Regions from separate parts of the Homo sapiens genome. Here region 2 is linked to region 1. Evidence: read pairs that join two places in POLR2A ChIA-PET (ENCODE). Cell type or tissue: MCF 10A. All regions are shown on one strand. Each heading gives the region's core, and the rest is flanking DNA. Links, peaks and the distances in the headings are about the cores only. Region 1 overlaps NUAK2 (NUAK family kinase 2). Region 2 overlaps BLACAT1 (BLACAT1 overlapping LEMD1 locus).

The links. Peaks named below come from ENCODE experiments on the same cell type or tissue, not always from the same donor. Only the 100,000 strongest peaks of a DNase experiment are listed, where the experiment ranks them.
Region 2: POLR2A ChIA-PET joins it to region 1 with 5 read pairs; 7 of 35 experiments call an interaction of 5 or more read pairs at or near these places.

What each region holds. Positions count from the first base shown.
Region 1 is chr1:205,315,892-205,320,268 of GRCh38, reverse strand. The region is part of intron 1 of NUAK2 (NUAK family kinase 2); the gene reads left to right. Among named protein-coding and RNA genes, the nearest start is that of NUAK2, 3.7 kb to the left of the region's middle. In MCF 10A, for the core only: no CTCF peak of the experiment used is centred there; DNase peaks (open chromatin) are centred at 508, 1,378, 1,918, 2,518 and 1 weaker place.
Region 2 is chr1:205,438,790-205,443,166 of GRCh38, reverse strand. BLACAT1 (BLACAT1 overlapping LEMD1 locus) reads left to right here. Exons shown (of 2, transcript NM_001397426.2): 2 at 2,105-4,377. The coding sequence starts at 2,141. The coding sequence ends at 2,242. It also overlaps a transcript of LEMD1 not described here. Among named protein-coding and RNA genes, the nearest start is that of MIR135B, 7.4 kb to the left of the region's middle. RefSeq lists enhancers at 1,666-1,785, 2,187-2,768, 2,769-3,348. In MCF 10A, for the core only: no CTCF peak of the experiment used is centred there; a DNase peak (open chromatin) is centred at 1,926.

The DNA of each region.
Region 1 (4,377 bases), core at 201-4,200:
ACAAAACAAAACGAAACAAACAAAAAAAGAACTTGCAGTGAGAATTTCTGGAAAGGGCAGCCCAGAAAGGATGGCAAATTTGTCAAAAGTTAGTTAGCAGTGGTTAACTGGTTCTCAAACTTGAGTTTAAAGTACGTAAGGATCACCTGGGATGTTTGTTTAAAATACTTACATTCTCTGGTTCCACACCCAGAGTAATTTATTCTGAAGGTCTAGGATAGGGCCATATAATGTATATTTTAACAAGCCTTTTAGAGCAGGTGGTTTAGGCATTATTATGTTTTGCCAAATCCAGTTGGGTGCTGGTTGTGAGGGGGTGTGTGTGTGTGTGTGTGTGTGTGTGTATGGTTTGCCCTATTGGCTACATCAGCAGTTACTTCCCCAGATTGTGTTTGCTTTTGCAGCCAGTAGCTGGTTTGAAATTCAAGAAGTCATTTCATTGGTGAAGGAGAGTGGATGTTGGAGAAAGGGGTAGATTATGGCCCCATCAATAGGACCGAGTATGTTTTTCCTGCTATCGCCTGGCACAGTCCCCAGTTGCCTGCTGCCAGGTTACAGCTATTGGGCAATCATGTACTTCCTGGCTTGCCTTTTCTTTCTCTTTCTGCAAAGTGTGAGGGCCCGGTGAGGCTCCAGGCTTGAGGCTGTTGGACCCAGGCTTTGTCAGGGGCTTAGCTGGAAAATAGCTGCTGGTGGCTTGTGCTTCGTGCCTCTTGGGGGTGGAGACACTGGGTCGTGGGGACTGGGGTGGCCCAGAGACTGAGAAACTGAGATTGAAGTTCAGAGTTCCCATCAGGCTCTTGACCCAGGTCACTGTGGGGTGTGTGTGTGGATGTGCATGAGAGAGAGAGAGTAAGAGAGAGATCTCATTTGATTCCAGAATGAGATAAACTAGCTTTCAGTTTTCAAACTTAAGTGGATTTAGGCAGGGATTCCAGCTCTTATTACATCAGAAGATACTCCCTGGCCTCATGCCTCTTGCTCTATGTAGGAAGCCAAGATCAGTAGGCATGGGACCTGCTGTGAACCTCCCTGATCCATAGACCACCCAGTTCTGCAGCTGGGAACTTGCTCAGGGTCTCCTTCCTTCTTGGAGAGCAGCTGCCTGCTGTGCTAATGGTTTCTCAATTCTGGAGCATTGCCTCTTCCCCACCCCACCCCACCCCTGCCTCTTGACTGTCCTTCGTGAATCGAGAGAGACCTAGTGCCTCAGGATACTTCAGTGCGGGAGAGGGGTGTGGGAGCTTGCCCAAGACCTCCCCTAGAATGAATTGAGATTGTTGGTGGGAGCTAGATTCAGAGGAAAGCCAGCTGGGTGACTTCCATCCCAATTTTCTCTCCACCTTTCTAGCACACTTCCCGCTCCCAACCTGCCTAGATGGGATTATCAGGGCCAGATGGGATTGGCTGAGGGAAGGGCAGGTGGGCGGAACTAATGGCTGCTCTAGGAGGACATCAAAGGAAAAACAAATATTTGCTCTGGCTCTTCAATACATTCCTGGTATCCAAATGACATTTCCTCCTGGGACTCACCCAGCTCCCCTGGCCACCCCTTCCCCTAAAGAGAAAAACACATGCTGGGGTCTCTGAAATGGTGGAGTCCACCAAAGCCTTTGGATGATCTGCATGGAAGTCTTACCTCCAAGGGGAACCATTAGGGCCGTGAGTCCAAGTGTATGGTGCTCTGGAGCAAGAGTGCTTCTGTCTTTTTTATGTTTTGGAGTGCAGTGCAGGATTTCAAAATGTTTGGAAATGACTGAGGTGGTCCGAGTCCTTCATTGACAGATAGAGTAGCTGAGGCCCGAAGAGGGGAAGTGACTTATCCTGTAGCTGGTGAGTGGCATGCCTGCAATATGGGCTCCTGGATGACCAAGTACTGAGTCCTAGACTGGGAGTTGGTCTTGAGATGAGCCCAGGCTTGCCTCAGTGTGCTTTGTTATTCCAACAGTTAGCTCCCGCTGTCTTTCCCAGCACTACAGGCAGTGCTTCAGGTGGGAAGAGTCACTGGGAACCAACCCCCACCCTCACATACAGTGACTGTGTTGAAGGATTCTGGGTGGGTGAACTACACTATATTCCTGGGTTTCAAACCTTGTTGGGGATGCTGCCTAGCTGACAGTCAAGGTTGCAAGCATTCAAATCGTGGCTCCATTGCTTACCAGCTGTGCAACCTCTCTGTACCTCAGTTTCCTTATCTGTAAAGTAGGGGTGATAATTATTCCTACCTCGTGGGATTCTCTTAGGATTAAGTAAGATAGCATATGTAAAGTGCTTAGCACAGTGTCTGACACACACAGTGTTATTATCCCAGCAAGGCTGGCTTTGATGAAGTCCTGCCCTTCCCTTTCCTGGGGAATCCCTGCGTCCTGGAGGTCTGTCCTACCCTGAGAAAGAGTATGGATTGTGCTTGGCTTCCCTAAGCCAAACCACTTTGGTTGCTGCTTTGTTCAAAGTCCTCGTCTCTCCTTCGGCCCCAGCTCCAGAGAAGGACTCCTGCCTGGCTGGCTGCCAAGGGCTTGCTTGGCAGGACACTGCCCTCCCAGCTCCCTCTGCACCTGCCTGCTAAGCGGCAGGGAGGGAGGCTGCAGGCCACTCTTGTCCTTGAGCCCCAGCCAAACCACACAAGAAGGCTGGGCAGGGAAGCTCCTTGCCCAGCAACCCGGTAGAGGGGGCTGGAGGATGGCAAGGAGGGGGCAGCACAGTATAGGGAGGTGGCTCAGGCTCCCCTTGGAGCCCATTCCTGATCCCTGCCTAGCTCTCTGGCTGGTGTGGTGGGATGGCGAGCCACCCCTAGGCCCACCCCCACTCTGCCCAGCCTGGGCCAACCCAGCCCAACCTCTCCTCCGTTATCTAAATGGGTCATCCCCTAGCTCCTTGCCCTGCCTCCCAGACAGCAGCTGCTCCACAAAAGGCCAGAGAGAAATCAAGGATCTTGGCTCCAGCTCTGGGTGATAACTATGACCAGAGATGCCCAGCTTGCACCTTCTCTCCCTCCACCTGGAACCAGCATCTCTGGATCTTCTTTTTCTAAGACCTTTCTACCATCCTCTCCTGAATCCAGATCGTTCCTGATCTGAGTCCCTGGGAGGGAGGCAGTGTTTACCAATTGAGCCACAGCACCTACCTCTCCAGGGTGTTGGCAGAGGAGTGGGCATATTTGTATATCTGTAAGTGGGATGGGGTGGCTGGTGATACTACACAGCCTGGCCTAGGGCAAGATATGGGGCATTCCCTTCTCCAGGGATGGGAGGCAGGCAGGGAAATCTCTATGGCTGAGATGGAAGCTTCTCCAGGCACCATCCTTCCATCTTCAGTCCTGATTGTGTCTTGATGTGTTGTGGAACCTTGGAAAAGTCAGTGTGCCTTTCTGGACTTCAGTGTGTGCTGTTTGCAAAATAGAATGAGGAATTAACCCTGCTGCCTTTTCCAATGTTTAGGACTGCAGGGGCAAGAAAACCACTGGGACAGAATCAGAAATTATGCTCAAGCAGGCTACCGTGGCCATAGTATGGGGCTGCTTATAATAATACTTGGCTAGCACCTTCCTGGCATAGTAGCAGGTGGCCCATTTCTGAAGAAGTTCAGCATAGAATTCTAGAGTTTGGAAGGGTGCGTAGAGATCCTGATGTGCAAATTCGTGAATGGCTCTTTCTTTTTGGCCTTTGTTCAAACCTTTCTTTCTGTCTGGAATGCCCTTGTTGCCCCTCCCTAGCCCACCTCCCTTGGCTTAGCAAACCTCACTCATCCTTCAAAATCGAAAGCAGTTTTTCTCCCAGAGGTGGTTTCCCTGCTCCTCCTATGGGCAAAGGAAGTTCTCTCCAGTGCTCTTGGAGCCTCTCTGCAGGCAGGGACATCAACTGCCACATTTATCACAATAGAATGGAGTTTAATTAATTGTCAGTCCTCCCACTGGACTGTGGGACTGTCCACTTTTTATCTGAATCCCTAACACCTAGCACAGTGCCAGCCAGGCACATGGTAGGCACTCAGCAGATGACTGGAGAATAAATATCCTTTCGTTTTTCAGATGAGGACATGAAAACCAGCCAGATGAGTTAACCAGACTTATCTGGTCAAGTGACTTATGTTGAGTTGCATAGCTCTATAGGGGCAAATAAGGATTCGATTCCTGGGCTCTTGATGCCATCTCCACTAATCAGATGTTCAGGTTTATGTTATTATCATTGAATCTGGTTTTCTTTCCCCTTCTGAGTAGGGTGGCCATATATTGTATTATCTAAACTTGGATACTTTGGAGAGTAAAAGGGGCAATATTAGTAATTAGACCAGGACTGTCTCAGGCATGTGGCCTTCCTGCCTCTGGGTGATTGGTTCAGCAATTGTTACCCTCTTCCTTGGTTTTAGTCATTTTATTTT
Region 2 (4,377 bases), core at 182-4,181, 120 kb before region 1:
TGTATTTTTCAATAATCATGGGACTGCTTTGTTGATCATACCCTTGACTTATATCCCCAGCAAGAGAAGTGCACGTGTGACAATAACTGATTACACGGGAATCCACCTGCCCTCCCTCCCTCCTTCCGGATCAAGTTAGGATTCCAGCCCCTTAGGTTTGGGGTCTTAGTGTTAAATCTTGCCTAATCTCCTGGTACACTGAAATGAGGTAATGAAGGCCCAGAGAGATGTAGCCACTTGCTTAGGATGACACAGCATGTTAGCATCAGAGCCAGGAATAGAACCCAGGCCACCTAAGTCCCAGATTGGATCCCCGTCTCTCTCTAGGTTTGTCACAGGAGGGATCCAGAGATAGCTGCAGGGGATAGATCTAGAAATATAGTAGTTGTGTCTTGGCTCTATATATATCCTGGAGGTTGCTCTCTGCTAACTATATATACTCCACCAGAGTGGGTGTGTAAATGATGCTGGAAATCGGGTTATTAAATAACCAGCCTACCTACCCATGCTGACTCAAGCTGGGCCTCCTGCCCATCCAGCTGGCCAGTGGAAATGCATTGCACCTATTAATTACAGCTATTAGCTGTATTACCGGGACGCTGAGAGGCTGAGGGAGGGGAGAATCTTGACAGGACTTGGATCCACCGGGCACTGTGCTTGGTGTGGGCCTTGGCTCTGTCTGGAGAAACACGAAGGAAGTTTTTCCAAAAGGGCAAGGTTGTCCAGACCAGTGGAACTGTCCAGAGAGCCACCATCTGGGCCATGCCACATTCCTCAAAGGCAGTGAAACCACTTTGCACATGTGCCTTGCTGGGGTAACCCAGGACATCCTATGCAATCTCTATTGCTTGAGGGGCTGGAGAAGGGAGGCGCCTCATGCTTCCCTATTCCAAACCCCTTCCGCATAGCCCTGTGCCTCCCTCCTTCCCCGCAGCACTTGGGCTTCACTCACCTGCTTGCCCCCATGTTCTTCCTGGAGAGAGGAGTGATTCAGACCAGGCCCCGGCCTGACCTCCACGCAGGGCGCTTTCCTTCCTTTGTTCTCAGCTTCTCCGCTTGAGTGGCTTGAGTGCACTTCTGCTCCCTTTCCATAGGCCCAGGGGCAGAGGAAGGGCAGAGAGGTGAACTGGAAAAATCTGCAGGTGGTTAAGGCTAGGGAAACCTAAATGAGCCTTTGGAGAAAGGGATACTCTTGCAGACTGAAGCTGAGCTCCTGAAGCTCCCTCTCTTCCCCAGCCAGACTGCAACAGATACCAGAGCGGCCCCTGGCTCCTGCTGAGGGCCGGGTCAGCCAGAGGTGGGGGACAGCGTGTCCAGCTGGGGCAGATCCAGCCTCAGCCTCTACCTCAGACTTATGTGCCAGGGAAGAAACCATGTCTTTACCCTTTTGTATCTACCTCTCAACCCTTTGCCCAGCATAGGTGCTAAATAAAAGAGCCTGTTGGCTAAAAGAACCCTCTTTGCTGTCTCTTCTCTGCATGGTGAGGATGGGATTTGCATTGCCCTGAGCAGTCAAAGGAAGGGTATAATTGCTCCCTATAGGCTTTCCTAGGGTGTCAGACAACTTGGGGTTGTTAAGGAAGGGAGGAATCTGACTCGGTCCCAGGTGTCAAAGTAAAGCTACACTGGATGAAGGGGTCCGCATTTGGATGGAGGAGGGCCTGTCGTGTGTGCAACCTGCAGAAGCGAGTGGAAGCCCCCAGCTAGAACCTGGTGTAAGGTGGCACAAGCCGGAGGCTATTTTAAGCCAGCTTGCTTCCTGTTCCCCAACCACAGGTATATGGTGATGAGGTGGGGCAGAGCGGGTGGGAGGGGAAAAAAGGAGGCAGCAGCTGGGCATTCTCTTTCCTCCCTTGGACTCACCCTGTCTCCAATGTGAGGAATGACATCAGCTCCACACAGATCAGGAAACACTGAGGTTTCAAAGAGCTGTTGTTTAGAGGCTTGACTCCTCCCCCAGCCGGTGTGAGAGACCTAGCGGGCCGCCTCAGGGAGTGGCAATGACTGGGCCAGACCCAGAGGGTTCTGGGAGCATTAACCCCAGCTTGCTTCTCTCTTCCTGCCTTTCTCCTGCCCCCTCTCCCTCCCCTGCCTTTCCCTGCAGATCTCTGGTGAGTGTTCCCCCAGCCTGGCGTAGGGCATGCCCCAGTTCACTTTCGCCTGCTTCTGTGGTCTCCACGGCTTCTGCAAAATGAAGAGGAAGAAGGAGGAAGTTCACAGAGAGCGGGAGACGGCGGTGTGATCAGAACCAGGGCCCCTCCATCAAGCCCCCAGCAGGTCCCAGGCCTGATGGTGCCTGCTTCTGGCTGGGGCTTGGAGCAGGAAGCCGTGTGTGTATCTTAAGTCTTGATTTAGCCAGTGCTCTTCTCAGCCTGACTCTCACCCGAGGGCATCAGCCTCCTGTGTGCCTCTCATCCTCCTCATGCCCACACCCATTAGCTTCCAATTCTCAGACCTCCTTGGAGAGAGGCCCCAGCCACACAAGGGGGAACCCCAGGACCTGCCGCATGCCTTCCAGAGACTGAGAAGCCCCAGGGAGGCCAAGGAGTGAAACTTCTTTCCTGCCCTGAGAGCTTCGGGGGACTCTTCTCAGGGTAACCGCATGAGGCATGTGCCGCCTTGGGCTAGGAGAGCTGTTGCTAAATGGGAAACTGGCTGCTCTAGCAGAGAACTTCCAGCAGCCCTGACCCTGGAGAAGGCCTCCAGGGCGGAAGTGTGAGACTCTCCTGGGATTCCAGGACCTGGGGCAAGAATCCTTTTCCAGCCCCCTGCCAGCATCCTCCTGGGCCAGGTGGGGCCAGGCCTGAGGTGGCCAGCCCAGTGAGGAGGAAGGCAGAGGTGGCCAGTGGCTCCGTGGCTCCCTCTGTTCTTGCTCTCCAGAAAGCAGTGTTTCCTCCAGCCCCGGCCCTGACCCACCCGTGTTCATGATGCCTGTGCCTCCTTGCCAGCATCACAGATGTGGGGAGGCCTGTTCCCCAGGCCCTGACTCCCCTCCTCAGGGACTGTCTTGCCGTGGCCAGACTGAGGGACCCCTTTCCTGGACTGAGCCGTGCCCTCCCTTGATTCTCCTGTCTCCCCTGCCTTTTTCTTCTCTCCTCAGAAGCCATAGAGGGGACTGCGTTCATATGTGGTGCCTTCAGTGGAAACTCTTAGGGTGGGGGGACCTCTAGGACCTTCCTCGACTTTTTCCCTCATCCCCCACCCCCGCCAACCTTCCAGCTTCAGCCTCTGCCCTTACCCCCAGCCCATTTCCAGGAGGTAGGAAGCAAAAGAAAAAAGCATTTCCTTCCCTCTTTCCTTCTTCCTTCCTTCCTCTCTCCCTTCATTTTGGTATAACTTAGCCTTTTGTCTTTAATCCTGGAGTTCTCCGGGGCTAGAAGACAGGCAGAGACGAATGCCAGCAGCAGAGATGCTTCAGGCAGATTCTGTAAGCCTGTTCTCCCTCATCAGGGAGCAGCTCAGCCAAGGAGCAAAGTCAGACCCCCTCTAGCTCCCCAGGGACAGAATAGCCCTTCTGACAGGTAAACAGGTGACCTGGGTAGAGAGGGCAAGGCCCCAAGATAGGAGAGTCAGGGCTCCCCTTTCCTTGGAATGTGGGCCTCTCTGGGCAACTAGGGAGGGCAAAAGTCTTCCTCGGCTGGTTCGCCCAAAACCTGGGAGAAGCAAGGGCACATTCTATGCTGGCAGCCTCTGCCTGCCCAGCTCATGCCCACACTCAGGGGCCTTTCCTGGGCTTTGGGCAGATTGGGTGGGATTCAGGTTGTCTTTATGAGGCTTGAGCACAGCTTGAGTTCCTCCTCCCATCCTCCAACCCCTTCCTTTGCCCCTACCTCCTAGCCCCCACCTTCTACAATCTGTTATTTCCTTTTATATCCAAAGAATTATAAACAGAAGTCCTTCCCTCAAGGGAACAGCAAGATTCAGCAATAAAGGCCAGTGGGGTCACAAAGGACAGAAGAAAAACTCCCTGGTTCTTTGTCCTCTTGGATAGTAGAGGCCTTGGGTGAGGCAAAGAGATGGGCAGAAAAAGTTACCTTGATACAGAGGCCAGAGAGCCTCCTGGAGGGCATGTGTTTCCCTAGCGGTCACCTGCGAGGCTGCAATCCTAGAAAAGTCACTTCTGTGGCAGAGGATGAAATTGTATCCCCGGAGACTCAGAGATATTGGGTGTTATGTCCTGACCACACAGGCTCACCAGGAGGAAAGGTTAGGAAAGTGGAGAAAGTACGTCCTGGGGAGCGGGTGGCCGAGGAGAGCTTTCCCCTTGTGCGCCTCTCAGGCCTTGGCAGGGATTGCAGCTGCAGGGGTTTGGCAGTGAGCCCATCCAGAGAGCTTCCTCCCCCGGGAGAACTCCCTTGGCTCCAGAGGGATACTAGA